2 separate regions of the Homo sapiens genome follow, and region 2 is linked to region 1. Evidence: chromatin loops called from intact Hi-C (ENCODE). Cell type or tissue: heart left ventricle. All regions are shown on one strand. Links, peaks and the distances in the headings refer to the core of each region. The heading gives the core; the rest is flanking DNA. Region 1 overlaps LOC105377087 (a long non-coding RNA gene). Region 2 holds the start of GRM2 (glutamate metabotropic receptor 2).

Region 1 (16,128 bases), core at 4,882-12,881:
TAAAATATGCTTTGTATGATATCATTAATTAGACCAAGTTTCTTTGGTTAGTGTATTTGCCTGGTTTATAATTTTCCATCTTTTTACTTTCAATCTTTCTAAATCTTTGTATTTTAGATACACCTCTTATAAGCAGCATGCTCTTTTGTTTAAAATCCAGTCTGACAATCTTTATCTTCCAGTTAGAGCCCTTTGTCCATTTACGTTTAATGTAATTATTGGTGTATGTTTCAATCTACTGTCTTACTATTTGCTTCATCTGTTATATATTTTTTTCTCTTTCTCTCTCTCTGTCCTTTCTTTCCTTCTTTTGGCTTGTTTTTTTTATTATTCCATTTCTCCCACTACTCTCAACTTCATTAACTTGGAAGTTAACACTTTTTTTTTTTTTTTTACGATTTACTTAGTGATTACCTTAGACTAGCACTATCCAATAGAAATATAATGCATGTTGCAAATATAATAATATAATCTGTGAGCCATATATATGTAACTTTAAATTTTCTAATATCCACAGTAAAAAAAGAAAAGAAAAAAGAAACAGGTGAACTTAATTTTAATAATACATTCAATTTAATTTAATATATCAAAATATTATCATTTCAACATGTAATCCATATAACATTAGTAATGGTATCATTTTCCTTTCTTTTATTCTCCTTTCTTTTCTTACCCTAAGTCTTTGAAATCTGGTGTATATTTTACATTTACAGTATACCTGAAGTAGGACTGGTCACATTTCTAAGTGCCAATAGCCACATGTGCCTAGGGGCTACCACAGTTAACAAAGCAGCCTTGTAATACGATATGTATCCTTAACTTATGAAAGTCTAATATAAATGTAGTACTTTTACCTTACCTCTTCTCAGACATTCAAGGAGCTCAGAACATTTTTATTTTATTTAATTCTCTTCCCAAATTATATAATTATTGCTTAATGTAGCATATTCGTTTGAATTTTTCCAAATATTTACTATTTTCATTGATTCTGAATCTGTCTGCCATTTAGGCTTATTTTCTTTGCACCTGAAGAATACCCTTTCGTATTTCTTTAAGTGTGATTAATTTTCTCAACTTTTGTCAAAAAAGTTCTGTATTTCACCCTAATTATTGAAGAATGGTTTCAACAGGTAGGTCATTAGTTATTATTTATTGCTTTCAGTACTTGAACCATGTAATTTCACTGTCTTCTTGCTTCCATTGCTTCTGTTAAAAAGTCAGCTATTAGTCTAATTATTCTATATATTTTCTCCTAACCTATCTTCCAGTTCAGTAATTCTCTCTGTCTAATCTGCTGAAACTTACCCACTGAGTTTTTAATTGAGTTATTGTGCTTTTCTGTTCTAAAATTCCCATATGATACTTTCTGAAAGATTTCAATTTCCTGCTGAATTCTCATTTTGCCTTCTATTTTCTTTAACACATTAAGGCATAGTGTGCTTACAAATTTTAAAATGTGTATAACTTCATGACCTGGATCCTCTGTGAGTCTGTTTTTGGTGTCAATTATTTCTCGTGTTTTGGGTGGGGTTTTTTTTTGTTCTGTGTTTAAGTTTGGGTTTTTTTTAATGGAGTGCTGGATGGTTGTATAAGAAAAAATTTTAAAATAAGTTGAGGTCTGAGATTATGCTGCCTTCCTTCAGAGGCGATTTACATTTGCTTCTGGTAGGTGACTGGAGCATTAGCAATCCTGGATCACTTTAACCCAATTTCAGAGATTAAGATGTGAAACAGGGCTTCCACCATGGGAAATGTTAATGGCCTATTTTAAATCCACCTTTCTCTTGGTATGGTATAGCCCTCTTGGCTTCCACTGTTAAATATTGGGGATTTACTAGTGTGCCCCTATCCTTAGCAGGCCTGGTCTCCAACTTTGAAGCCTCCTTACACAGAAACTGTCAAAAATTCTGCCCAAAATTTCAGCTCCTTGGCTTTCTAGCTGCCTTCTCACCACCTCTCCCACTCCCTCTACCACTACCCAGGAAGATGAGGAACCAGTTACCAATGTTTACTGATCAGGGTGACCCTTTTTATTTTTGGGAGGAATCCTGTGTGCCTCCACACAGGAGGCACAGCTCAGCATCCTCAGGACACTTAAGTATCTGATAGTAATAATCTGGGTTTCTCTTTTTTATATGGAACACCTACTTACCTTCTGCTTCCGTTAAAATATTTCTTCAACTTTCTGGGTCTCAATTATAGTTGCCTATGCATTTCTGTAGAGTTGATTTTATAGAGAAGAGATAGATTTGCATAAGATACGGTTATTTCTCCTTTTGGCTTATAACAATGACATCCACAACCCTAGCTTCCTAATCAGTCTCAGAGTCTATGAATTTCCAGGGTCCCTCTCATCCTGGGATAGTCATGGGATACTTCTGCCAACTGGGTAGATATGGCTATGTTTCCTATACAATGGCAAATGCCCAAAGCTTGTTTCTAGATGGTTCAGTCACCAGGCATGGGTAAAAGTGATGAAAAATCATGAGATCGAAAGTGACTACAGCCCAGGGTTAGGATGCTGGCCGCATAATTGAGTCTTCTTCAGGGAGAGGCTCTGTGGACAGGAATGCAACAGTTGTCTGTTTCCCTCCTGTCAAAGATAGGATAGGGGTGTAAGTAAAAATACGTGAAACCTGAATCCCATCACTTACCAAGTTCTCCTCTGTGTGGTCCGTGCACAGTTCTTTCCTGATACAGTCTTTTATGAAAACAGAAAGGTCGGGCTTGGTAGCTCATGCTTATAATCCCAGCACTTTGGGAGGCCAAGGCAGGTGGATCATTTGAGCCCAGGTATTCAAGACCAGCCTGGGCAACATGGCAAAATCTCATCTCCACAAAAAATTTAAAAATTAGCCAGGGCATGGTGGCACACACCTGTAGTTCCAGCTACTCAGGAGGCTGAGGTGGGAGGATTGCTTGAGCCCAAGAGGCAGAGGTTGCAGTGAACCAAGATTGCACCACTGCACTCCAGCCTGGGCGACAGAGTGAGATCGTCTCAAAAAGAAAAGAAAAGAAAAGAACAAAAAAGAAAGGACCAAGGCCACATTGCTCTTGAGGGCCCTCTCTGTACCCTCTTCTCAGGCCCTGACTGGCCCTGGACATGCGTCCCTTGGCCCTGATCCTTTGTCCTTGGGTCTGTTTTCCTTTCTGTCCTTTTGTGGCACTTGAGGATTTATCTCACATCAAATCTAGATGCTGCCTAGCTCTCCAGCTCTCCTCAATGCTTCCCAGGGAAGCAAACTATTCCTCTTTATTTTCAAGGTTTCATACATGGGGAACAAAAAAAAAAAGTGGGCATTGTAACGAAGTTTACAGCATTCATATAGTACTGATTCCCAAACCCTTGCTCCTTACTGCACATGAGACAGTATAGGAAACCCAGGTATTCACATGCTTGTTTTAATATGTCAGGGCTGATGCATCTGTTTCCTTCCAGAGGAAGCCAGAAACCTCAAGATTAGCTGTGACAACCAGCACCAGGGGGAGGGACAAGTCCCACTAGGACTTCCTGGCAGACCAGGTTCTCCTGGACTTCACCCACCCATCTATGTGTCCACCATGGCACTGTGTCATAGCTGTGGCAAGACATTCAAAAGGAGATTTTACTTTATTTCCCTTTATTACAAGAAGGATGGCTTTTCTTGGGCTAGCTCACATGATGGACGGCCAATACAAGATCAACACAAGGAAGAGGGCGTTCTGGAGATGCAGGTTTAAAAAGTCATAAAATGGGCCGGGTGCAGTGGCTCGCACCTGTAATCCCGGCACTTTGGGAGGCCAAGACAGGTGGATCATTTGAGGTCAGGAGTTTGAGACTAGCCTGGCCAACATGGCGAAACTAAAAATACAAAAATTAGCCGGCATGGTGGCACGCACCTATAATCCCAGCTACTCGGGAGGCTGAGGCAGGAGAATTGCTTGAACCGGGAGGCAGAGGCTGCAGTGAGCTGAGATTGAGAGATTGCACCACTGCACTTCAGCCTGGGCAACAGAGCAATACTCTGTCTCAAACAAACAAACAAGTCATAAAATGGAGCATCTGAAAGACTTGAATGGAATGCAAGGTAGCTCTGGGACTCCTCAGGACTTTAGTGGCATTCACTCTGGGCTGGTCTCTCCAGTTTGGCTAACTTTTTTATGCTCTAATTGTTCTTGTTACTACCATTTTTTCATGATCTCCATTGTCTTTGTTTTCTCTGCCTTGTAACATTGATGGCTTCATAATTTTGGCTGGTCATGACCACTATGACCCCTCATGCATCTATGCATATGATCCTCAGCTCTGCCACTCTCTGCCCAATTGTCTCCATTTACAATTCATACGTGTGTGTGTGTATGTGGACAAGATTTTTCAAATATCCTATTACCATTTTTCTGTCTCCTTGATCCATGAGTGTCTGAAATAGGTATAAATGTAGAATTATCTACTTTGTAACTTTGTAATTTTTTTTTTTTTTTTTTTTTGAGATGGAGTCTCACTCTGTTGCTCAGGCTGGAGTGCAGTGGTGCGATCTCAGCTCACTGCAAGCTCCACCTCCTAGGTTCACGCCATTCTCCTGCCTCAGCTTCCCGAGTAGCTGGGACTACAGGCACCCGCCACCATGCCCGGCTAATTTTTTTTGTATTTTTAGTAGAGACGGGGTTTCACCGTGTTAGCCAAGATGGTCTTGATCTCCTGACCTCGTGATCCGCCCACCTCAGCCTCCCTAAGTGCTGGCATTACAGGCATGAGCCACTGTGCCTGGCCCTTTACTTTGTAATTCTATCAGCCTTTTTATTTTCATATTTTGAAGTTATGTTGCGTACATAAAAATTCCCAAGTATTATAGCATCTTAGAGTAGTGTTCCTTTCATTGGTTTACAACTAGAATTGGTAAAGTTTTTCTATAAAGAACCAGGTGGTAAAAAGTTTAGGCTTTGACAACCATTCAGTATCTGTCACAACTACTCAACCCTGCCATTGTAGCTCAAAAACAACCACAGACTATATGTAAACAAAGGGGAGTGATTGTGTTCCAATAAGATGTTATTTCTAAAAACAGGTGGTGGGTTCAGCTGGCCTGCAGGCCATAGTTCGCTGATTCCTTGATTCCTTTTAAGATTTAAATTATATTTTGTTGTGGTAGTTTTCTTTGGTTGGAAATTTGCCGGATATATCTTTTTTCTATCCTTTTGTTTTCAAACTTTCTGTGTTACTTTGTTTTAGATATATCCCTTATGAACATTATATAGATCTATTAAATGTAATCTATCAAACTGCTTTTTAATTATCAAGTTTAACTCATTGAACTTATTGTGATTACTGATCTATTTGGACTTATTTTCATCCTTAGTCTGAAGATTCAGGTCTGTCCCACCACTGGGAGGGTAGGCTAGACTTCAAATTCAAGACACGACAGACTTTAATCTAGCACTATGTTTCCTTAGCCCTGTAAAAGATACAGGTCAGGAAATGAGCTTCACTCTCCTCAGGAGTCCCAGCAACTACTTAGAATGCAGATTCTGATTCCTCCCTAACCCCACCCACAAGGGGCAAGGAGGTGTGTAAACATCTGCCAGGAACGAGGTCCAGGTGTGTGCAGTTCCTCTTGCCACAGGGAGCCACTGCCTCATTTTTCCACTGGTCTTTTTTATCATGCCAGTCACACACGCACACCATCAGCATTACAACTTACAGCTCTCCCAGTTCAGAGGCTTCACGGTAACCGTGACAGATAACTGACCCCCAGTACGTGGCCTTCTGTCAAGCACACACAAGGCACACAAGAGAAAACGAAGGCCAAGGTCTAACCGATCCAATCGAGCCACTTCAGACTGATTGTTTCAATTACTCACATAGATAGAAAAAGGAAGATTAGTCAAAAGTGCCAGCTCCCTGTGGTTCTTGTCTCACACAACAAAAGGAACAACACAAAAGGGATTCGATGACTACAAGGCAAGTCGTGGGATACCCTGTTGCTGTTGAGCCAAGGGGGTCTAGACTGCAGCTATGTGGTTTTATATTCTGTAGCTCTATTCTGAGGGGCACGAGGCAGAAAGCCCCACACCTCATCAGGACTGGAGAGGAGAGAGAAAGCTGTCTCATGACAGCCTCCCAAGGGAGATAAGGGCCTCAGAGCATGCCTTACAAGCCTCCCATCCTCTTCTGTTCCAAGGGGGATCAAGAAGTGTTCTGCCAAGACTCAGATTAGCTGTGGTTCAAGCCTTCGCCTTTGCAGGGGGTGTAGATATATGCAAGGTTGCCATGGCAAAGTCATTCCCCTGCAACTCCATCCCTTGACATTCATGTGTCCTACTAAGAATTCTCAGGAGTGTGGGTCACCCCATCAGATACCCTAATTCATTATACAGATTAGGGCTTGAATAAGTGCGTTTTGTTTGTCATAGACAATGAGGTGTGTGACCATAACAATGACTCTTAATACTGTGATCAGGCTGACTTAGAGTACTGACTGCAGCCAGGCTTTCCATCTGGAGCCAGGCTAGCTAAATATGTCATGAAACCAGATGCAGCAAGAGGTGTTGGCACACACCCCCACCTCAACTGGCTAGCAGGAAGCCCAGGACAGCGCCATTGCCCATCACCACTTACACTACAAAGTTTAGAACAATTTGTAGACTGTTAAAAAAAAAAAAAAGAATCTAACAATAACAAAATGAGGCTAAAGGGAATCATATCAATGTCCAAAAAGGTTAATCTTGTTTTGTCATCTCCAGTGGAGGCTGTTTCTTTCTGGCTCTTGGGAGGTTTCCAGAGTTTTTAGATTAAGATTCTTCAATGAGAGTGGTGGCCGCAATTAAGTGGGGCCCGATGACCTACAGACAGGAGCTGAGAGAGATAGATGGTCCCTTCCTCCACCTCTGACGTTCAGGGTCTAAAGTGCTGTCTCTTGTTTAGCTTAGTTCAGCCAGAATCCAGTTCAGCAGGTTCTCCCCTCTGTACCCCATACTATCCTAGAACATCTCCCACCTCCTGACAGGTGGGCTGCAGCAGAACCACCGTAGGCACTGTTACCTCATATTGATGATCTGACTCTTTCGAAGAAAATGGTCTCAGAGAAAACCTGAAAATCACCTTTAGAAGCAGGAAAGGATGCAGGAAAGTTCCAGGCCTGCTTTTGCCCTTGACTCACAGGGTCCTCCCTCACTGCTGGAAAATCTTCAACCGTTCTCTCTAGGAATTTCACATCTGTAGGCCACATCTTTCTGACTCCAGCCCCTATCCCTCTCCCCCTCCCTTACTCTGCTCTGCCGTACCGGCCTCCTCCGTGTTCTTCAAACATGCTGGGCACGTTCCTGCTTCAGTGCCTTGATGACTGTCTCCCAGGTGGCTGCTCAACCTCCTCCCTCCCTCCTTCACCTCTCAGTGAAGTCTTCTCTCACCACAGATAAAATCAAGACCTCCTCTCCATGCCAGAATACTCTATCTCCCTTCCCTGTTTGATTTTTCTCTATAACAAGTATTACCATCTCAACATTCTCTATATCACTGCTACTTAAGTTCAGGAATCTTGCCTGCCCTTTTCACTGTTGGGAGCCCAGCCCCTATAACAGTGTCTGGCACATAGTCGGTGCTCAATAAACAAGCATTGAGTGAATACATTTGGCCTAAGCCAGTTAAATAAACCTCACCCACACCCACAGCACAGACTACTCAGCCTTAGGCCACAGACAAATGCCTGCCCTTGGCCACAGAGCCTAGTCATGGATTTCAGGCTACACTAAGCTCAAAACTTTTGTTCAAAGATTTGTTCATTGATTCAAAAATTATTGAACCATGCTATGTGTCAGGTACTGTCACTGGTATTTATTAAATAAAAGAATAAAACAGGCAAAGCCCTCTCCACATAAAGGTCACATTCTGGTAAGAGAGACAGGCCAATATATGTGCTTTCCATGAACTGGGAGAGATGATCATTTGTGACTGTGCTGCACTGACAAAGCATGTATGGATCGCATTGTCTAGTTCTAACAATGCTAAGCCTTACCAGCACAGGCAAGGGGATTAAAAAGATTTCCACAAAAACCCCTAGGCTGAAATGCACAAACAAGAAACCCTGGTGCTGATATTTTTCTCTCCCCTAGAGGGAGCTCCTCATCAGTCAAATTAAGATACTGTGGAAATGCTTTTAGAAAACAGATGTTTGAAATGTTTCCTTCTTTATGTGATTCTGTTGCCAAAAGGAATGTGACTCACTCATAACAACTCTCTCAGTCGAACACCTAAAACTTTGGAAATAGAATTTCCTCACCTACTTATTACTTACAAAATCATTGTATTGGTTTTGGACCCAGTTGTTAAAAATATAAAAATGCAACAACTTCTGACTGGTTTATAGAACAACTGATTATCATTAGGGAATATGAAATTTTTTTCACCAGACTTCAATAAAAACCTTTGCATAATTGGTGGATGCAACTGGAAGTGAATGTCTTGAGTTGGAAGACAGAGCCAATCACGCCATCTTCCCTCTGCATTGCAGGTCTTTGTGAGGGTCTTTTCCAGTTTCAACAGCCATTACAACCAACATCCAGGAACCGAGTTTAAACTTCAGACCAACAGGTCACTGTAGGACAAAAAGTTAAATCCTCACTCTCCCATGCCTCCTCCCTCCCCAACAAAAAACATAAGAGGAAAAACTAAACACCAACTCTCTGTTGATGTTCTTTGACATCAACAGACAGTTCATAGAAAACAAAACAGCTGGGGAAAGAAAGACTCTGAACATATGCAAGGATGCTCAACTTACCCATAAAAAAAAAACAGATTGATAACAGGTCCTTTGTGTTGGCAAGGATAGAGAGAAACAGGCAGTATTATATGTTGTTGGTCAAAATGTAAACTGGCAAAATTTCTTTGGATAGCAATTTGACAATAGCCATCAAAACTGAAAATGTACAGACCCCTTGATCCAGCAATTCTACTGTAGGAATTTTTCTAACCAAAAAATCCCCAAAAGTTGGCACCCTTTTAATACTAAAATAAGATGAGAACAGTGCAAGAAGAGAAAACTATCAGCCAATCTGATTTATGAACACAGGTATAAATATTAACAAACTGAATCCAATGGTGATTTCAAATAATGCTTGAATGAGTAGGATTTATTCCACAAATGCAAATATGTTAGTCATTCATCTTAACTACAAACATAAACAGATCCATATTTACTTAAGCAAAATAGAAGTGTATTGAAACAATATTTAGTAGCTCACCAAATTATCAGAAAGCCCAGGGACCAGGCTCAGAAAACAGGCAGATCAAAGAGAAGTTATGCACCCAGAACCACAGAAAACATCATACCACAGAACCAGCCTGCTGAGGATTCCAGCACCAACACAGGGGTTGCTATCCTGGTTCTCTGGATCCCAAGCTGCAGACTGAAAATTCTCAGCACACAAATTTGATTGGCCAATCCTGGTCACATGTCTGTCCCAGCAGCCAGGGGAGCTGAGAAAGTGAGAAACTGGTATTTTCAGCTCTATAATTAGAGGCAGGCTGTTTCCCACCCAGACAGATAAGAAGGAGAGTCCCCAGACATGGGGAAGGGAATCAGGTGTGTTTGGGCTCAGAAAACAACACCCCCAAAGTATAGCTCTTTGCCGTACTAAGCACCTTGAATGAAAGGCCTCCCAAGCTGCCTCAGAATCAAGGTCTTTGATCTTCCGTTGTTTCTCCCCCCAAGTGCGGGAAGGGGCTCTCTCTGAGTTCCTTTATCTGACTGAGGGAAGTTCTTTTAAAGAAACACAATTGCCTTCAATCCACTGTTTGAAATCAAATTAAAAAGGGATAGTTACTCACTGAAGAAGAAATTAAAGATCATCTGCATGAGCAGACTTTTCATCTGTTCTGAGGGCTGTCACCAAGAGGCTTTATCTGCATAATAAGACAACCTTTGGCTGGGCGTGGTGGCTCACGCCTGTAATCCCAGCACTTTGGGAGGCCAAGGCAGGTGGATCACGAGGTCAGGAGTTCAAGATCAGCCTGACCAACGTGGTGAAACCCCATCTCTACTAAAAATACAAAAATTAGCTAGGCATGGTGGCACGTGCCTGTAATCCCAGCTACTCAGGAAGCTGAGGCAGGAGAATCGCTTGAACCTGGGAGGCAGAGGTTGCAGTGAGCTGAGATAGCGCCACTGCACTTCAGCCTGGGCAACAGAGCGAGACTCTGTCTCAAAAACAAACAAACAAACAAACAAACAAACAAAAACAACCTTTGTTTGCAATGCAGTTCCACCCTTCACCTTCCTACAACTTATCACCACCCCTACTAGAGCCTAGAAGAACTTTGCCTTCAGCTATTGTTTGTGCTTCAGTCTCATTCATCCTTCTTAAAAATCATTTACTCTTCCTCTAGAATTGTCTACATCTTCCACTTTCCTCTCCCATGTGAAGAAGGTATTTAAGCTTCAATTATCTGACTTTTCTTTGAGTTTCATGCTTGTATGATTCCCATGTGCTTGCATGCTAATACATTTGTATGCCTTTTCTCTTGTCTGTCTATCGTCAGTCTATTTCAGCAGATTCAATTATCAAAACTTCAGAGGGAAAATTTAAACTTCCCTGGAGGTGTCAGGTAGCCTAAAATCTGGCTAAAGCCCACCACTGTGAGGAGGTTTCCGTGGGAAAAATATATCGATGTAATTTACCATATTAACAGATCAAAGAGGAAAACAGTGAAATCCTTCCTGCTTGAAGCTGCCTTTGCAAAAATTATAACTGAGAGAATTCTGACAGTGAAAGAGATCTGACCCAACTAACTCCATCTTGCTTCGAACCTCCAAGCTGTTCTTGTTCATTCCTGGGCATAGGCTGAACTAACTTTGGGAGGAATTTAGTTTGTAGCCCAACTTTGAAACAAAGATGGTAACAGCCCTTTCCAAAACAAACCTCCTTCCTGCCTGGGGGTTAGACTGCCTTTGCAGAACTAACAAATTAGCCACAAGATTAGAAATTATGGTTTAGGAGTCATGCAGTTAGAAGCTGCAAGATTATGGACCTCCCCAAATTGTCCCTGGGGATAACATTACTGTTGTAAAACCTAAGATCAGTACTTGAGATATTTTCAGACCCTGTACTTGATGGATCAGTAGACACCACCCAAACCAGTAAACTGGTTCATTTGGTCTTGTGGCCTCCCCACCCAGGAACTGACTCAGCACAAGAGAACAGCTTTGACTCCCTATGATTTCATCTCCAACCTGACCAATCAGCGCTTCCCACTTTCTGACCCCCTACCTGCCAAGTTATGCTTAAAACCCCCTATCCCCAAGCTTTCAGGGAGACTGATTTGAGTAATAATAAAACTCAGGTCTCCCATACAGCCAGCTCTGTGTGAATTAAACTCTTTCTCTATTGCAATTCCCCTGTCTTGATATTGGCTCTGTCTAGACAGCAGGCAAAGAGAACCCACCGGGTGGTTACATGCTGTTATTAAAAAGAAAAGCATTTAATAAACATCTTGATTGCAAAAAACAATTAGCACACAAGAATGGAAGGAAATGTACTTAATTTGCTAAGGCTAGATAAAATGAAACTCCTGCAAATGTCCTCACTGGTGGGAAAGCATAAGAAACAACCCCATTAAAGTCAGAGGGAAACGTGGTGCCACTCCCCACAATGCTTTTCAACGCTGTTCTTGAGTCTTTGTGCAACAGCAGAAGGAAGGAAAGAAGGAAGGAAGGAAGGAGGGAGGGAAAGAAAGAGGTATCATGCTGGAGGAAAAAAACTACAAAGTTGTCAGTATTTATAACTGATATGGTCACCTACTTTAAAAACCCCAAAGAATCAACTAACAAATTATTAGAACTACGAAATGCAAGGAGAATGCGATTATTATTGTAAGAAATTTCAACATCAGTAGCCAAAAAGCAGGGACATGGGGGAATTGAATAAACAGTAATCATCAAGCAGTCATCAGCAGATACATACAGAACTTTATATCTTTCAAACAGAGAATAATCATTTATTTCATATGTCCAGAGAATATTAACAAAGAACTGCCATGTACTTGGCCACTAAAAGAAGCTTAAAAACAACAAAAAAATAGAAATTGTATACATATTTTCAGTGATCATATCCAATAAAATCAGAAACAAATAATTTAAAAATTAATAAAAGTCTTACCTCATTGGAAATTAAGAAAAACTCTTAAAGGAAGGTGAAATCAAGATAAAATTGCAAACTACCCATAAAGCAATGAAAAAATAGACCACTTCCTAATAAAGCCTGGGCTTAGAGGGAATTTCACAGCCTCAATGCCTTATTATGGAGGATGGACCCCAACAGCCTCAAATGCCTTATTATGGAAGATAGACCCCCAAAATACATCCCAAAAATGTGGGAACTCATCCTAACAGTGAGAAAAAAGACAAAACAATCTAACATAAATGAAGACTAGGAGATAATAAAAGTTTGAATTAGTGAAATGGAAAACCAAGAAAAAAAGTTAAAGGAAAGATAAACTCAAAAGCTGTTTCTTTGAAAAACAGACAAACAAACAAACAGATAGACTCTCCAGTTCTCTTATAAACCAGATTAAAGAAAAAAAAGAGGGTAAAAATATACAAGACAGAAAATGAGAACTGAGACTCAACTACAGATGTGGTGAAATTAAAATTATATTAAGGAGAACAACACTATGCAAGTTTATGGCAAACCAAATTTGAAACTATTGAGGGAATGGATGGTTTTCTAACAAAATCTAAATTACCAAAATCAATCCAAGAAAAAATAGAAAACTTGAATAGAACAATTACCAAGGAAGATTATATTTTTATATATTAAATATTGCCCTGGAAGAAATAGTTTCATAGCTGAGCTTTATCTAACCTTTAGAGAGAAGATCATTCCAAAGATATTTAAACTATTCCACATAATAGAAAAAAGAAAAGAAATTCTCCAATTCATTTTACGAAGCCAGATTACACTTCATACCAAATCTGATAAAGATAGCTCCTCCCCCAACAAAAAGATAGACCAGAGAGGTTGGCAAACATTTCTGTAAAGAGCCAAATAGTAAATATTTTAGGTTTGGGGCCATACAGTCTCTTTTGCAAGTACTCAACTCTACCACTCACAAAAGCACTCCGAACAATATGTAAATGAATGAGTGCAGTAGTGTTCCAAATAAATCTTTATTTATGAACACTGAAATTTGTATTTGATATAATTTTCCATTGTCACAAAATACTACTCTTCTTTTAATTTTTTCGCAACCATTAAAAAATGTAAAAACCATTCTCAGGTCGTGAGATGTACAAAAACGAGTCGTGGGCTGAATTTGGCCCAGGGGCAGTAATTTGCTGACCTCTGCTATGGCCCAATCTCAGTAATCAATACAGATGTAAATGTAAAAAAATTGAACATTACCAAATAGAATCCAGCAGTGTGTCCAAAGAACAAGACAGTAAGAGTAAATAAGGGTTATTCCAGAAATATTCAACATCAGGAAAAGGTAGTCATATGTCTTTACATGAACAATTTAAAGGGAAAACAAAAAGCCCCCTGATCAACTTAATATATGCTGAAAATGCTGGTTATAAAGTTCAGCAGCCAATCTTAATAAAACTCTGAGAAAAACTAGAATAGAAAGAAACTGCTACAAACTGGAGACTAGTTTGTTGGTTTTTTGGTTTTTTTAGGCAAGGAGCATTCTAAATTGTTTAAAAAAAAAGGTGCAGCGGTGGGGTGGGGGAGTGGTGGCGGGGGAGGGGTGGTGGTGGCAGGCACAGTAGCTCTTGCCTGTAATCCCAGAGCTATGGAAGGCCCAGGAGGGAAGAGTGCTTGAGGCCAGGAGCTCAAGGATCTTGCCACTGCATTCCAGCCTGGATGACAGAGCACCATTTCCATTAAAAAGCCATTTGAATTAAAATTAGGACCCTGACAAGGATGCCTTCTACTATCACTATACACATTGTTGTGGTTCCAGCAAATGCAACAGGATGGCAAAATGGAAACATTAGAATACATTTTGAAAAGAAGATAAAAATTATTTCTTTCTGCTGCTGATATAATACACCTAGAATATACACCTACTATGTACCCATAAAAATAAAAAATAATAATAAGGTACCTAGAAATTCCAAGAGAATCTAATGAGGACAAAATAGAGAAATTAATAGAGAATTTGGTATGTGGTCTAATAAAAAATAAATACACAAAAATCTATAGTGTTTCTCTGTATTAACAAGAGCCAAATGAAAAATGAATTGGATAAAATATCCATCCATAATAGTAAAAAAAAAAACCCCACATCTGTTAAATACTTGGCAATCAATTAAATACGGAACCTGTATGAAGTAACCTGTAGGTCAAATTAAAAGACACAGAACAGGATCGGAAAAATGTCCTTAGATGGTAAGATTATTAACGTATTTTGCAAGAGAGAGAATAGATTATGATAGCAAATATATAATGAATACAATCCCAAATAAAATACCAATGGATTTTTAATTATACGCAATGATACAAAGGCATCTCTCTCAAAATAAATATCCAGTTACCAAGAAATCATTAATAAAGAACAGCCAGGGGTCCATCACCGTAGCTCACACCTGTGATCCCAGCACTTTGGGAGGCCGAGGTGGGCAGATCACCTGAGGTCAGTAGTTTGAAACCAGCCTGGCCAACATGGTGAAACCCCGACTCCTCTAAAAATACAAAAATTAGTGGGGTGTGGAGGCACACGCCTATAATCCCAGTTACTCAGGAGGCTGAGGCAGGAGAATCGCTTGAACCCAGGAGGTAGAGGTTGCAGTGAGCTGTTGTGCCACTGCACTCCAGCCTGGGTGACAGAGTGAGACTCCATCTCAAAAAAAAAAAAAAAAAAAAAAGAGAATAGACAGGGAGCCCAGACTCAGCACTCTAAAGTAACTGTACCCCAAACAATAGGAATAGACATACAAATGATCAGAACAGAGTGGACAAACAAAAAGAAATAGACCCCAACTAATATGAAAATTTAATAAATGATAAAGGTGGTATTTCATTTTTATGGGAAAATCACAGCTTCTTTAATAAATAGTGGGTCTATCTAGAAAAATAAAGTTGGACCCCTCATCTCTCAACACATGTCAACATTAATTCCTGGTAGACAAACTCTAACTGGAAAATCAACCCCTGAGGTGGCTGACTCCCAATTCCCAGTCAACCGGTTCCAGCACACTCTGGATGGCCCACTCTTGACAGGATGATCAGGCAATGAGATGTGGGCCAGGATAGCTCAGACCCTTCCAAGGGCCCTAAGAGAGAGGGGCACCCACTTTTTAAAGCCCTTGTTCCCAGTTCCTGGGGTGTCCAACTTGGATGTGTAGCAGCAGCAGGAGATCTCTGGCCAGCAACAGCTAGGAGTTGCCTGCCAGCTGGTGGACTCGAGCAAACCCTTCCACACCCGAGGTTTAGTCTACACCAGGGCTCCCCAAACCCCAGGCCAGGGACCGTAGCAGTCCATGGCCTGTAAGGAATGGGGCCACACAGCAGCGGGTGAGCAGCAGGTGAGCATTACGGCCGAGCTCTGCCTCTTGTCAGATCAGCTGCGTTCGATTCTCATAGGAGCGTGAGCCCTGTTGTGAACTGCGCATAGGGATCTAGGTTGCACACCCTTATGAGAATCTTATGCCTGATGCTCTGAGGTGGAATAGTTTCAGTTTCATCCCCTCCAACCCCCGTCCATGGAAAAATTGTCTTCTGTGAAACCAGTCTGTAGTGTCAAAAAGGTTGGGGACCTCTAGTCTGCACCTTCCTGACACCACCACACATCACCTGGCAGGCCTCCCATGGTGCAGAGCTCAGCAGACACAGGAGCCCTCCTCTTGCTGACGTTAGCTCATTTCCACAAAGTTTCTTTCACTATAATTGTATGACCATGGAGGTTGGGATACTAGTGCCAGAGTAACCGGGAGAGGAATTTGCGAGAGAGGGCAGCTCCAGGTGCAACCTTCCTCTGGGCCTTGGATCCCTCGCTGTTGCGGTTAACAGGAGACAAACCATTCTACCTGCTGCCTGCCCCCTGCCTGTTTTCTCTTTCACCTCAACGCTCTAGCTGATGGGCATAGTTTCTCCTGGATGTCCTAATTAACTTTCTTGATGTTTTCCTTTCCTCCCTTTTACTAGATTTTATCTGTA
Region 2 (15,453 bases), core at 1-8,000, 92 kb after region 1:
CGACTTCAGGCCGGTAGCTGACTCCAGGGTTCTCTGATTTCTGCTTCTGCTCCATTTCTCCTGAACAACTGTTCTAGGACAGGGGGCCTGGCCCTCTCCATCTCGGCAATGCCCTCAGCCACTCTCCGAAAGGAAGCTGAGGCCAAGCCAAGGCCTACCTTATGTCCCCCAGCCCTGATTCTAGCTCCAGCCGCATCTTCCAGCAGCCTGTGCTGGGCACTTGGCAAGCGGGAATCTGGGTGAGAGGTAGGACCCAGTCAGAGATGGGAGGATCGCAGCTGGGCACAGCCCTGGGAGCAGCAGAGGGGTGTCAGCAGGGCCAGCAGCCTCTGCTGAAGCTGAGCCACAGAGCACCCTCTGCTGGTCCCTGTGGGAGAGTAGGAGGCTGAGGGCAGGGGAGCTGCCTCCCCACCCTTCCCACCCCCTCAAATCCTGTGCCCCCTGAAGACTCTCTGGTGCCCTCCCCCGACACATATTCTGTTTATCTTCCTTCTGACTCCCCTACCCTGATTCTCTCCTCTGGCCACTCCTGGCTTCTATCTGGCCACCCCTCTCCAATCCAGGCAGAGATGATCTGACAAGTCAGGAGCCCCTTGGCCGAGAGCCGATTTCACAGTTCCCCTCCACCACTGCCTTGAATGTGGCCCACCTCTCTCTGAGCCTTCGTTTCCTCATCTATAAAATGGGTTAAAAATAATAGCAGCTAATATCAACGGTGCCCTTATGACTTGCCGGGCCCCTGATACATACTATGCATCTATCAACTCATTAAATTTCCATGGCAAACCTCAAAGTAGAAAGTGTTGTGGGCCGGGCACAGTGGCTCATGCCTATAATCCCAGCACTTTGGGAGGCCGAGGCGGGTGGATCACCTGAAGTCGGGAGTTTGAGACCAGCCTGACCAACGTGGTGAGGTCAGGCTCGTCTCTACTAAAAATACAAAAATTAGCCGGGCATGGTGGCAGGCGCCTGTAATCCCAGCTACTTGGGAGGCTGAGGCAGGAGAATCACTTAAACCCGGGAGGCAGAGATTGCAGTGGGCTGAGATCTCACCACTGCACTCCAGCCTGGGAGACAGAGCGATATCCTGTCTCAAAAAAGAAAAAAAAAAAAAGTGTTGTGAATCCAATTTTATAAGGAAGAAGCTGTGACACAGAAAAGAGAAATAACGTGCCATGGTCATGCAGTTAGTAAGTGGGAGACCTGACTATTAAGCCCCTCAGGGTTAACATCAAGGGTGAGGGTGTGTGTGTGTGTGAGGGTGTGTGTGTCTGGGTGTGTGTGTGGGTGTGGGGGTGGGTGTGGGGTGTGTGTGGGTGTGTGGGGTGCGTGTGTGTGGGTGTGTTGGGTGTGTGTGGGTGTGTCGGGTGTGTGTGGGTGTGTGGGGGGCTGTGTGTGTGTGTGAGGGTGTGTGGGGTGTGTGTGTGTGTGTGAGGGTGTGTGTGTGTGTGGGAGTAATGAGAGTAAGATGTTCTCTTGCACAGTCTCTAAAAATCGACCACCATTATGTGACCAGGGCACTTTCTTAGCTTCTGTAAAAGCTACTGCAAGGAAGCTTCTAGTTTCCCTTCCAATTCACAGCAGCCCATGAGCCCCTTTTCAGCAGGAATTCTGGGTCACCACCTCCGGCCTCCCTCCCTAGCCCCCATTTGGGTGGCTTCCACGTACCTGGATGGAGACATCACTGTAGGAACCGCCAATAACACCAGTGATGGCAGTGGGAGCATCACCATGGGTCGCATAAGAGCCGTCGGGGCAGATGTGGCGTGAGCCATCAGCACCACGGCTGAGTGAGGCACGCACAAAGTCCAGTGCCTGCTCCAGCGCATGTGTGTCCTTGGAGCAACTGTCGAGGATGTGTGCACCCAGGCGCACGCCAGGCAGCAGGTGCGGGTCACGGTTGATGCGGTCCAGTGCAAAAAGCATGGCCTCCAGGCGCTGGATGCCACGGTGCTCATTGACAGGACCACAGTCCTCTGCTGGGCCGCCCTTCTGGTGCACTGGGAACAGCCCACCCAGCACCAAGTCTCCCTCCAGGGTCAGCACCTTCTTGGCTGGGCCCTCAGCCACAGCACCCCACAGCAGCAGCAGTGCCAGGAGCGCAAGCAGCGATCCCATGGCCCCAAAGGGGATGGATGGGTCCCGCAGACCTGGGTCTCCAGGGGATGAGATTAGAAGCAGCGAAGGCAAAGAGAGGAGGAAACAGGGACCAGGAAAGGACAGACAAGAAGAGAGATGCGAAGGGACCCAGCTCCTGCAGAGAGATAGAAAGACAGAAAAACAGACCAGGAAAAGTGGAACCTGAGAGCAGCTGCCCCTTCTGACTCTGCCTCCCCACGAGCCCCTTTCCTAGGTACTCAAAAGCCAGGGAGGGACAGGATGGTGTCATTAAGTAGGTTGAGAAGCTCCTGGGACTCCCCTGGACCTGTCTCTCAGCCCTGGCCTCAGCTTGGTGAGAGATGGGCCATATTCCCCTACCAAACTCAGCAGTGGGGAGAGATGCAAGCAGTGAAGTCCCAGGCAGAGGACAGGAGACCCCAGCCAATGCTGACCCCTCTGTAATTCAAAGGGTGTCCAAGAACAGCACAAACCTCCCAGGACCCCGAGGTCAATACCTTTGGAACAGACTATGTCACAGTCACAAACTCAGAGGTCCCCATCCTGAGCCTTGGATTTCCAGAGAGAAGGAACTGCTGTCTCAGGACCCACCAGGGAAGAGGAAGGGAAGCATCTCTAAGGGACAGTCTCCAACCCGTGGGGAGACTGGAGCCCATGTGAACACCCAAGGGTTCTAACCTTTGGTTCTTAAAAAGCCATCCCCACAGTTTGCTGACTGAGGAAGGAATAGAGACACTAAGCCCTGGGAATGAGACAGCAAGGTGGAATGGCTGGCCTCAGGGAGGGTACCCAAGTGGCTCAAGGTCCTAAGTCAACAGGGCAAGCAGATGTTCACGTATGTGTGTGTCAGGGTTGGGGGCTAGAGTCTCCAAACAGTGCTGAGGGTGAGAGTGCGGGACTCTCTAGCTCTGTGTAGAACACTGCTTGAGATTTTGTGCCTCTGTTTTCTCTTCACTCCCGACCCAGCAGAGAAAGTCACCATTTCCAATCTCCCCATCCTCAGCTTCAGGGCCCTGCCCACCCTAGCCATGGCCCTCAGAGACCCCCTCCCTGTCTCTTCCCCACTGCGTCCAATCATTTGTACCCCAGTTGCCTTCCCAAACACACACCCCACAAAGGCTCTCACAATCACACAGGCTTGGAAAGGCTGGGAGAGGGACATACCTCTTTCCTCAGAACAGGAAAGGAAACTGAGTTTGAAGAAGGGCAGCAACTAACTCAAGGACCCCATGTGCTGGCCACGGAGGCTGAGCCTCTTCATTTTGCCCCCTCAGCTCCCCAGGGCAGGGGCACTGGGCTCCTCTGGGGATCAGGAAAGCAGCAGCTTACCCAGGCAAGCGAGGGAGAAGCAGGGAGGAAGACCAGCACAGATGGAGACAGGGACCCAGATGGGGGCTGAAGCCAAAACTGGTCAAGTCGCAAGTCTCCCAGAGGGGAGGCCCAGACGGAAGCTCAGAGGCAGGAAGGGGACAGAAACCCGGAGTCAGACAGCCAGGAGCCTGGGCCACAAAATCTGGGCAGGGAGCGAGCAAGCCTGAGAGGTTGAGACAAAGACGGAGGCACAGACAGAAAGAAGGACCAGAGGACGCTGGAGCAGGAGGAACGGGGGAGTGCGATGTGGGGCGTGCGTTTTCTGGAGAAGAAAGGCGGGACGCCCGGGGCTGTCTTCCCGCTTCCCGGAGCTCTCAGGGAACGCTGTCTGGACACAGCAGCGCGGGCGCCCCACAACTTGAGGGCCCGCAGGACCCTGGGACGTGAGGTAAGGGCCAAAAAGGTCGGCAGCGGCAGCGGCACCACCACCACCGGCTCACCCTACCTGGCGCGCTGGCTCTGGCGCGGAGAGAATCGGAGTGGAGCGGGGGGCGCGAGGCTCCGGCTCCCGCTCGCTCGCTCGCTGGCTCGCTGGCTCTGCGCTCTCCGCCCGCCCGCTCGCCCCGCCGCTTTCAATCGCGGCCCGCCCCGCCCCGCCCCCGGCCCCGGCCCGCCCCCAGCCCCTCCTCCGTTCCTCCAGACGCCAGGTCTCCTGCTCCCAACCCAGCCTCCGCCTCCTCTGGACACTCCGCGCTCCAGCTTTTCTGGGGACCTCAGGGCCTGGAGCTGTCCGCCTCGTGGTGCTGAATCCCCGAGCGCTCTCGCTCTGCGCTGGAGCGGGTGCTTCGTGGCCCACTCCGCCCCATAGTCAGACTACCACCTAGAGAGCATAGGTGGGGGGCGGGGGGATGCCACGGGGCACGGGGTGGGGAAGGTCACTGCGCCCCGACAGGTGCCCATAGTGCTACTGCAGAGTGGAGGAGCTGGCCTTAGTGCAAGGGGTGCCTCTGGGGGATAGGTAAAGGGGCGCGTGGGAGACGGGTGGAGTCTATTCTCCCCACTCAGCGATTTCAGCTGGGTCCACATCCCAGGCCTGAGTTGGAGGCATGTGTCCTCTGCCACTTTTGAGACCTGGAGCCAGAGTCACTATGAGGAAAAGATTGGGGGAAGGGAGAGGTCAGAGGAGAATGGGGCCTCCCCTTCCTTCCTGCAGATGCCCTTTAAACCTGCCACCCACTCCCATGTAAAAAGGGTATTTAAGCAAGGAGAGAGCAACCTGCAGGAAGGGCTGCAGAACCAAGTACTAGGGTCAACCCTGAGGGAGTGTTAGGGATGGCAGGGGCATCTGGGAGGGGAGGGGCCTAGGGAAAGGCTTCTGGAACTGGCTGCTGCGTAGGAGGGAGTGAGAGCTGGAGCCCAAGCAGAGGGAGGACAGCTCTGAGAAGATTCTCTTGACTCTTCCCTCCCACAGCAGGATGGGGAAGGACGCCCCTGGGTAGAGGGTAGTGGATAAGCTGTAGTGCCAGACTGTGCTGAAGGAATGGGGATTAGAGAGCCTGTGCTATCTGCCCCTAACATGTGCACACACTAACAAGTGCCAAGGGGCATGGCATCCCTACACACATTCCCGACACTGCCCTTTCTTCCACAGGTGTCAGTGGAAGCAAGGCCAGCTCAGATACATGCTAATGAACATGCCAAGCCCAGACCCCTCAGGCACACACACCCACATGTGCGTGTGGCAGTCCGTAGGGGTGCGGGGGTGATCACCAAGGACGAGCTTTTTCCCTGGACACAGAAACCTGATGTCCTGCTGCTGTGGAAAGAATACAGCTTTGAAACGAAACAGACACATAAAACCCAAACAAACACAAGCCCCATCACTAACAGGAGACAAGGTGGCAGTGGGAGACAGACATGCTGTCTTCCACCTCCAACTCTGCCACCGGCTGCTCTCACCCTCTCTGGCTGCCTCAGAGCAACAGCTCCCTGGGGTAGGTGAGCAATGGGCCAGGCCTCTGGAGCAGAGGGGTTGACAGCAGGAGGGTGCTGAGGTGAGGAGTCACACACTCCTTCTAGCCACACTCCCAACCTGCTCAACAAGTCAGCCTCACAAAAGGCACAGGGCTGTAAACACAGATATGGCTGTGTACAGCATCAGCCAGAAAAGCCCATGATGTGGCCTGCAGCAAACAAGCTGCACAGTCGCAGCACATGGACACACAGTTACACACAGCTAGGCAGCCACCACTCCCAGCTGTGTGCACACGGATGAGGACATACACTTAGCCTTACACAGTTGTAAATGTGGACATGGCCACATGCATAGTACACATAAACATGCAACCACACACAGCTATACTTGTAGACAGCCATAATACACATGGGCACACCCCTGCCCCTAAGAACATGTGACCATGTCTACACACGGCTGCACATGTGGACACAGCCACATATATACAGCTGCTCACACAAGGACATGCCACAAATAGCTGTCCACCAAGACATGTCCACACATACATGGCCATAATTATGGATATACGGCTGCAGGACACATAGCAAATGTGTGTTTTTATATGTGGACACATAGCAAAACACATAGCTTTATACATGAACGTCATGAACATCACCATACACACAGTTGTACAGACACAGCCACACACAGTTGTACATGAACAAAGCCCCCATAGAGATGCTGTTAGCCAGCCTCACATGCTCCTATAATACAACCATACACAGACACAAAGCACAGCAATACACACACACACACACACACACACACACACTCACACAGGCACACAGCCATCCACACAGACTCAGCCATGCTCAGGTACAATCATACCCTGATGCTCACCTGGGCACAGCTTTACCCAAGCAGCCCCATCCATCCGTGGTTACACAGAGCCAAATGCATGAGCGTGGGTGCACATGCACACACACAGGTACACAGCCACTGGCAGGCACAGTGGGGGAGCCTCGCCTACTGGGGAAGTACCAGCGTGCAGGCACACTAGTCACAGACACAAAGGCATCCCTTGGAGGCAGATGAAGACAGGCTGTGAGCTCCCCATTCCTGAGCCCTGAAGGGCACCCCATACTCAGCTCTCACCCAAGCCAGGCTCTGCTTGCTCTCTGGCAGCTGCAATGGAGGGGCAGCTGGCCACTGGGGTCACAGAGCAGGACGTGGAGGATCTCTAACTCCCCTCCTCCCCCAACCCCAGGGTACCTGCCATGTTCCTTCCATTCTTTGTCCTGGGGAGGGGAGGCTCCTTCCCACTCCCAGCCTATCTGTACAGCCATCCCCCCACCGCCCCCAACCAAGGCAGAACAAACAAATACACAACCCAAATCCAGGTGAAACAAGTAAATCATTGGCTTTATTCTGGGTCCTGGAAGCTCCACTGTGAGTCTGAAAAAAAGACACAACAGGGGTGGCAGCCCTGGGGGCTGGTGCAGAAAATAGTCCCTGGCTCCTCTGGCCCTGGGAGCCTAAAGGGCAGTGAGGAGAAGGCTTAGCAAGAGGCCTGGAGCAGGGGAAGTCAGGTCCCTCAGGAACCCCTCCTCCCCCAGAGGAAGGAGGAAGAGGGCTGGAGAGTCTGCTGGAGAGTCTGCTCAGTTCCTCAGCAACTGCACTGCAGGAGGGTGCAGGCCATGGGTTACTCCTTGCCCTTCTCAGGGGCAGTGGGCTCCCAGAGCCACTTGGTAGTCCCCAGGGGCTCAGTCCCAGGGTCCAGCCGTGACTCCCCTAAGGGCCCCTCGCCCTCCAAGTCCAGCTCCTCAAAAGAGGAGCCGCTGGCACCTGACTCGCTGTAGCTGTGCTCGCTGCGGGTGTCACCGTCATCCCAGCCACGGCTGCTCGCCCCAGGTGACAGTGTGGCAGCTGAAGTCTCCCGGCTGCCAGGGCTCACTTCCAAGCTTACAGAACTCGTGTCACTCATTGTGTCAGCTCCTATGACCAGGAAAAGGGAGCACAGGTTAGCTAGGACCACCCCACCCCCTCCTCCAGGGAGAGGCAACTCAGCACGCAGTGCACTCATGAATAATGCAGCCTCCCGGGCTCAGGGGGCTTGCTCCAGCTGCCCTCTGCCCTCTACCCTGACTGGGGCTGCACAGACAGGGCAGAGGGAAAGAGCTGGGAGGAAGGGAGGGAGGGAAGGAGGGAGGGAGGGAGAGAGGGTGGGAGGAGGCAGCTGTGCACTCTTCTCCCCACTCTAAATTAGCCTCAGCTCCCTGCACTTCCACAAAGCCTGCTGCCCTCCCCCCACATTTATTAAGGGCCACTCAGCCCTGAGGTGAGGAGCTGAGGTAGAACAAAGAGACACAAGTAGTGTCCTCTCCACCTTCCCCCACCCCCACTTCAAGCTTGGAAAGAGATGTGTCCAGGGCCAGCTACAGAACATCACCCACAGGGCACGAGGACTGCAGAATGCAGCAGGAGGCCCCTCTGCAGCCCTCCCCCGTGCAGGGCTCCCAGGAGCAGCATCCAGGGAGTCAGCAGGCCCCTGCCTCTGGTACACACCAAGTCCCAGTTGAGGAGGGAGCTGAAGTACGAGGAGGATGGAGAAGGCCTGAGAAATACTCAACCAGCTGCAAGGAGGAGGGTGCTGGGATGAAACATGTTAAGGGTTTTCTCTCCCTATGCCTGGGTCGACCCTGAGAAACCCTTACCCACCCCACCCCCAATGACTGGTGCTTCCTGAGCCACAAGATAGCAAAAGGGGATGATGAGAGCACTCTGCTGGTGGTTGGGGTGCCCCAAACCAGTGCTGAGCCAGGTTGATGGCCCAAACTCCTTCTAACCTGCTCCTTCCACCCCCAATACATCCTCCAAGCAAGCAGCCCCTTCATCTGCCCTGTCCAGGAGCAACCCCTGGGTTCATCTCCCTGGATCAGAGGCACTGAATGCAGGCTGGGGTGGCAAGGAGGAACACATGGCTCAGGCTCGCTGTGTGCAGGAATCCAGACTGGGAGAAAGTGGATCTGCTACCCTTCCTGTATGATGGGGAGAGGGTCAGCTGTCAAACATCACAGAAGGTGAGGGGTTAGCCAGCTTCCCCAGCCACTGTCTCCATGGTGTTGGAGCCAAGCCAGGTGCAGCTGGGGTCTGCTTGGCGCCTGGACTCAGCCTGGGGCTTTCCTTGAGCCTCAAATGGGGCCTAGGTTGGGGGTGGGAGAATTAGGAGAGGGGGGAATTTGGGGTCTCTCCCTACCCCCACCACCCACTCAGCCCCCAGAATATGCCCTCTGGGCGCTACTGGCAGAGGTGAGGTGAGCCCTAGAAGCCCAGGCTGCTGGCCCAGGGCCCTCCTCTTGCTGAGGCCCCAGGTGTGGCTCCCAGGACAGAAGCCTGTGAATGAGGTGGTCAGGGAGCTGGGGGAGCTTTAAGTTTTGGGTAGTTTCTTCTGACCAGGGGACAGGATGCCAGGCCCTCACTGCTCCTTAAATAATGATCAGTGCCCCAGGGACCGCAGGCCTGAAAAGAGCAAAGGAGGGAGACAGTTTCTCCCTGGCCCTATTAAACTGTATGTTCTGTCTGCCCACCCACCCAATGGCTCTCTTGGGACCCCAGGTATAGGAATGTGCCTGCTTCCCAGCATGCTACCTCCTACCACCCAGCTCCTAGGCTAGGAATGTTCAGAGGAAGGAGCCTAGGGGTGCCTCCTTCAGGCCAGGACAGCCTGCTGAAATGAAGACAGCCCCTGGAGACATATATACACTTCAAGCAAAGGAATTCAGCTGGAGGCCAGGCACGGTGGCTCACGCCTGTAATCCCAGCACTTTGGGAAGCTGAGGCAGGTGGATCACATGAGGTCAGGAGTTCCAGACCAGCCTGGCCAACATGGCAAAACCCCATCTCTACTAAAAATACAAAAATTAGCCGGGCATGGTGGCAGGCACCTGTAATCCCAGCTACTCAGGAAGCTGAGGCAGGAGAATCGCTTGAACCCACGAGGTGGAGGTTGCAGTGAGCCAAGATCATGCCATTTCACTCCAGCCTGGGCAAAAAAGGAAAACTGTCTTTAAAAACAAACAAACAAAAAAAAGGAATCCAGCTGGGCATGGTGGCTCATCCCTAGAATCCCAACACTTTGGGAGGCTGAGGCAGGATCACTTGAGCTAACAAGTTCAAGGCCAGCCTGGGCAATATGGCGAAACACCATCTCTATAAAAAATACAAAAACTAGCCAAGCATGGTGGTACACGCCTCTTGTCACAGCTACTCAGGAGGCTGAGGTGGGAGGACAGCTTAAGCCTGGGAGGGAAAGGTTACAGTGAGCCGAGATCTTGCCACTGCACCACTCCAGCCTGGGCGATAGAGCCAGACCTTGCCGCAGAAGAAAAAAAAAAAAGGAATGCAATACGGGGAAGTAGCATCCCTATACCCCCACCAAGATCTACACAGGAGGAGGTCCCAGAGTCCCATGCCTGCATCCCTGGGCAGAAGATACCAGGCAAGGCAGGGCCCTACCTAAATCCCCACGACTACTGGGGCAGGGGACTTGAAGCCCACCCCCTTCACCCAAATCCCTCCCTCTCGCTCTGCCCACAGCCAGTGCAAGACGATCAAATATTCATCGCCTCTCTGAAGCTAAATAATACATCAATGTAATAACAGGCACAAGGCAGCTAATCACCCCCTTTCACCTCCCGGCCTAAGCTAGGGCCACAGCAGGGAGGCGGGCAGGGACAGGCCAAGCCTTGGGCAGTCAGACATCCTGCATGCACCCACCACCAACTGCTGTGTCAGTGGCATGCACCTGGTGGGCAAACACCGAGTCCCGCTGGGGTGTCAGGACAGGCCCTGTGAGAGGTGGGCAGACCCCTTGGCCCCAACACCAGGGAGTGGGTGGGCGGGCTGGAGGGGAGGAAAACAGGCTGAGGAGCTGGGGAATGTGGGAGCTGCCACTACAGCCAGCTGTAGTGGGTGCCAAGCAGTCCTTCAATGACCCTGACAGGCAGTGTTTGGGAGGGAAGGAAGCTGGGTGGGTGGGTCAAGGAGGGGGAGGCAGGCAGCAGAGGGAGGTCACAGTAAAGTGAAGGCACTCTGTCTTCCTGCCCTGGAGGCTGCCTGGGCCTGCTGACCTTGTGCCATGTCCTGTGCCCACAGTAGGGGCACTGAAGAGTGTCTGCCGGGCACTACCAGGCAGAAGGGAGCTGTACCCCATGGAGGTAATTAAGTGGCAGATGAAGTTAACTGTGTTGGACACAGGCCCCTAGGGAGTAGAGACTGCTCCCAATACCCTCCTACCCAGCCCTAGCTGACACGTCTCCCTAGGGTGACCTTGGCTGTTGAAGACTGGATGGGCAGAGCATCTGCTAAAGAAGGAGGAGAGGAGGGACAGTTCCTCTCCCCACAGCCCTGTACCACTCCTAGAAGTCACAAACTCCACCAGGTTGGCCAAGGATAAGGCCCCCTGGGACCATCTGGGATGTAACCCAGCAGACCCCCTTGTGCCTGAGACAGCCCGGGGTCACAGATCATTGCAGAGGGGTGGGCAGGCAAGCAGCCTTCCAGCCTGGACCTGGGGCCTTGAGGCTGCCAGCAGGAGTGTGGGCTGGCCCTGGAGAAAGGCACAGGTGACTGATCTCCTGGCTCCCCTCTGCATGCTCCCTGGTTGTTCCCTGGCAGGGAGAAAGCAGCTGGCTCTGGGTGGGGCCCGTACTGAGGGACAAGAGAACACTTTGCTCCCCTCCTTACCTTCCAGATCTATGCCAATCTTACTTCCTGCTGAGCCCCACCCAAGGGACTCCTTTCCTGAGCAGCCTCAGCCCCCTCCCATGAACATCGAGCTGTCTGTGATCTTTGTTTCCAAGGGTACTCCTGCTGCATCTGGAGGGAATCCAGGCAGGGTCTTTGTATCTGTGTTGCCAGGAGGTAATGTGTGTGAATCCACATCTATGTAGATCCATGTGTCTGGGAACAGGCAACTCCACATGTGGGTCCTCAGGTAGGTGGGTCTCCTTCCTCCCTCTGCCAAGCATAGCCTGACACCCACAGTGCCAACCCAGAGAGGGAGGAGCCTCCTCAACCAAGCCCCTGGAGTCCAGAAGAGAGGAGCTCCAGGAGGGCCCCATCCTCATACCCCACCTTCTGTACCTGTGCCATCCACCTGGGTGTCAATGGCCTCCACAAGCCCCCGCCATTTCCACTCTGTCTCCTTCATCTCAGGCACATAGAAGTCTCCCTGCCGTGCCAGTGGGCACATGAAATGGATCTGGTCTTCCTGGTAGATCTCCAGCCGAGGATAGGCACACAGCTTCCGCTCCTAGTCAGAGAGTGGCAAAAGGTAGAATGAGCCCTACAGGGCCCCTGACTCACTTGTCCCTGGGTGACCCCCAGAACTGTCTATTACCTATTCTGTCCCAGGGGCTGGCTCTGCCTCTCAACCTCTTCCAAGTTCCAAAGCCCTGCTGAGGGAGGCACACATAGATCACCCTAACAGCAGGGCCCCATAGTCCAGAGTGCAATAATAGTCTGAAGACCCAGGACGACACCCTAGGGCAGGTGGTAAAAGAACCCAGGAGCCTGGCACTGCTCTCCTATGTGTACATCTGAGACCAAAAAGCTGTTCCAGAAGGCACTGGTCTCACAGAGCCATGAAGCTTGGCACCCCTGGACCACCCCAGGATAGGGACCCCATGTGCCTAAGCCAAGGTCTCACCTACCAGACTTTCCATCCCAGGACCCCCTGGCCCTGACCTCCTCTCCACCCTGGACAACGCTGACTGACCCACAGATATCAGAAGACCAGCACCCCCAGTCCTTAGGCCTCCAGCCCCTGCTCTTGCAGACATGCTACTATAGACCCTGAACAAGGATCAAGGCCAGCTAAACACCACTTCCACTCCCATTCATTCCCCTGCTAGTTTAGAGCTATGTCAACCTCTGAGACTATCAGGTATGGTTCCCATACCTCCTCACATGTAAACTCAGGTTTTAGCTGATGGGGAAGAGGGAGACCCTGGACTGGAAGGTCAGGTAGGACAAGTAGATCTAGCACAGGACATTACCCAGTGGGCTGATGTACCACCTTTTGGGCCCCAAGTTCCAAAAGGCACTCCACCTCCCTCTGCCTAGACACAGAATCCAGTGCTCCCCATCCCCCAATGAGTATGGAGGGGCACAGACATGCCAGAGCCACCCTGAGGCAGGCAGGGACAGCCAGAACAGGGGTCAAGTTGCCTCTTACTCAGAGCCTGCCCCGCCACCTTTCCTGCGAAGGAGCACAAATACCCACTATGATGACTGCAAGGCCCCTGCCCTGTCACTGCTCACCCGCCAATCTTCACAACACGACTATTTATAGCATTCGCCCCGCTCTCACCATGAGCTCTGAAATGAGCCTTCCACTTAGCAGTAATGAGAGACTTATTGCCTGGCAAGGAGAAGCCACTCCAAGACTCCACTTGTCCACCTGCCTGGCCAACCCTAGGGTTGAGGAACCTCCTTCAACTAAAGCAAGCTAGCAAAGAAGGGTTAAAAGCAAGCCCACGGATGATAAAGGGAAAGAGGAGTGAGCCTGAAAGGTTTACCTAGCTAGGACCCTCAGCAGCCAGCTGAAGGGAGGGTGCATCTAGGAGGCCACGCGGGAGGTGGATGGCCTGTCCCAGGTCTGGCTGTGGCTCAGCCTCTGACTCCATGGGTGATCCAGGCAAAGCCTTCCATCCTAAGTCTCCATGTGCTCAACAGCAAAGTAGAACACCCTAGCCCTGATGCTTCCAAGGTCGGTGAAGGAAAGTCATTATTTTTTAATAGTTGGAGTCAAATCTTCTTTGCCAACCTGGGTGCCCTCGGGGCTTCCTCCATCTCAAGAGTCCATGCCCCTGACACGTCCCATTTCTAAACACACAGATGGCTGTCTTTGCTTCTCTACCCACTCACATACCCACTCCAGCCTTGGTCTCCAGGAGGAGGCTAAACAAGATCACAGTGTCAGGAAGCAGGAGCTGTCAGGCTCTGGGGCCCCTCCAATGCCAGCACTTAGAGGCAGGCATCTGCCAAACCTGAACCCAACTCAGCAAACTGGTCCAGGTCACTGAGGCCAGGGGCAGGGAGGCCCCTGAAGAAGGTCCAGGTCCTTCCCCAGTAGCTAGATGAAAGAAAAGGATCCCTGAATCTAGTCAGGGCATGGCCTTCACCAACATCCTCACACTCTGGACAAAGGACCCAAAGGGTAGTAGCTGAGTGGCCATCACAAGAGCAGCAGACATTTGGCTTTTGGGGGAAGATCCCAGAGGACAGAGCCTGTGTCCACCCAGAGATTCCAGGGACAATGGGGACCCTAGCCCAACCCCTCTCAACACTCAAGCCACCTCCCTAGCTTCCCTTCTGGAGGAACTTGGCCATAACAAGATAATAAGAGGGAGTACTGCTCTTTCCACCCTCTCCCCTAGGCTGGGCAGCACCAGGCTGCCACCCTGTGCCACCTGTTCTGCCAGCCCCCTCGTTGGCAGGCGGGAGGCAGCTCTGCGGCTGTTCTGCGCATCTGCTTCCTCCGGAGAGCCCGGCTCTGAAGTTGCCTGGCTGTGGACAGCCCCGTTGCCATGGAAACTGCATCCTCCATCCTTGCCGTCGCCTTCATCTCAAAGCCATCAGGGAGAACAGAGGATCAAGGGAGACAGAGGATGGAGAGAAAACTGTGGCCCTGCGACACAGCCCTTCCTTCTCTGCCCAGCTCTCCCTCCTCACAGCATCTCACACAGGGAGCACCAGGTCCCAGAGCCTGCTCCCAGACCCCTGGAGGGGCAGCCTCAGGCCCAAAACTAGCCTGGTCCTACCTGCTGTTACCTGGGGGCCCTGGTCCTCCCTACTGGAGGGAGGCATGGAGCTAATTAAAATGCCATTGACTGTTCAGCCCCAAATCATTATAGCACATGCACCAGGTCCTACCAAAATTCAGACTTGGGCAGAGAAGGGACAGGAAGAAGGCAAAGGAGCAAACTTCTAAGCCAGGCCCACAGGCAGAGAAGGGGCTTGTAGTTGCCCCCTGGCCCTTCCTGGGAGACTGCTCTCCCTTGCATGCTCTGCCCACTGAGCAAGAATGACTCTAGTGGGGGCTGGGGATGGAAGGTGAGGGGCAGGACAAGCTATATGCTCTGTCCCTGAGTGATCAGGCAGAGAGGACAAGCCCTTTCCCTCCCAGCCAGGTGCAACCTCGGAGGGAAGACAGGGTGACCATGGGCTGGCTCTCAGGTCCTTGCTGCACAGTAGGAGCCATGGCCCGGGCAATATGTCAATGAGCCAGTAAATATTGGAAAATCATTGGAGGAAGGCGAGGCCAGCTGCCTCTCCCTCAGTTAGCCCCAGGGAGCCCTTGGAGAGCAGACTGCCAGTGGCCAAGGACACTAGCTCAAGGTCACACTGGGCTGGTCCCACTGGTGAAGAGCCTGGGTGGGCCTGGGGTCCTCCTAGCCCTGGCACATCCCCTTCCACAGCCCAGACAGCCAGCAGTGTGTGGAAGCATTGCCAGGACATGAGAACGTGCTCTGCCACTGACACCACTGGCCATCTAACAAACCCACAGCCCAGAGCAGCTCACTCCCACACACAGACCCAAGGAGACTATAAAGCCTCTTTCCAAGGTGGGAGAGTTGCAGATGTTCACATTCCTCTCCACCTAACAGGCAAAAGTCAGTGAACCATGCCAAGGTGCCCCCAGGGTCTGCCAGAAACTGGATTCAGAGTTCCAGTCCCTCAGACACACCTCCGGGCCTTCCCTCCCACCTGGGTCTTCCACATGCAGAAACAAGATGGGGACTTGGGACACCACCCATGATGCAGGAATTTCTAAGAGACCCCAGACACCAGCACTTCCCCACCACCACCCCACCCTGCACCAACACCTGCTTACTCACTCAGGAGTGTTGGCAAAAAAGGGAAGGAGCAGCTCACCCACCTCACACAGGCTGCCACAGTGCCACTGCGTCAGCTACCTTGGGGACACACCACACACTCCCACCTCACTTCAGCCTGAGTTCATCTCCTGGGCAGGGTGCAGGCATTTACCCCATTCAGCTCAGGGC

What was found. Peaks named below come from ENCODE experiments on the same cell type or tissue, not always from the same donor. Only the 100,000 strongest peaks of a DNase experiment are listed, where the experiment ranks them.
Region 2: a loop joins it to region 1, with 3 times the contacts of the local background. A loop is called at or near these places in 40 of 110 quality-filtered maps.

The regions. Positions count from the first base shown.
Region 1 is chr3:51,792,053-51,808,180 of GRCh38, reverse strand. It overlaps LOC105377087 (a long non-coding RNA gene), which reads right to left. Exons shown (of 3, transcript XR_940838.2): 3 at 2,159-2,593. Among named protein-coding and RNA genes, the nearest start is that of IQCF6, 21 kb to the right of the region's middle. RefSeq lists an enhancer at 5,570-6,321. In heart left ventricle, for the core only: CTCF peaks have their summits at 7,875 and 8,078 (motif pointing right); no DNase peak of the experiment used is centred there; H3K27me3 peaks cover 3,434 bases.
Region 2 is chr3:51,695,649-51,711,101 of GRCh38, reverse strand. TEX264 (testis expressed 264, ER-phagy receptor) reads right to left here. Exons shown (of 5, transcript NM_015926.6): 4 at 11,528-11,696; 5 at 6,779-7,378. The coding sequence ends at 7,086. It overlaps GRM2 (glutamate metabotropic receptor 2), which reads right to left and starts at 4,034. Exons shown (of 6, transcript NM_000839.5): 1 at 3,935-4,034; 2 at 1,669-2,254. The coding sequence starts at 2,118. RefSeq lists an enhancer at 6,294-7,162. In heart left ventricle, for the core only: a CTCF peak has its summit at 4,180; DNase peaks (open chromatin) are centred at 1,961, 3,871, 4,191 and 7,291; H3K4me3 peaks cover 562 bases.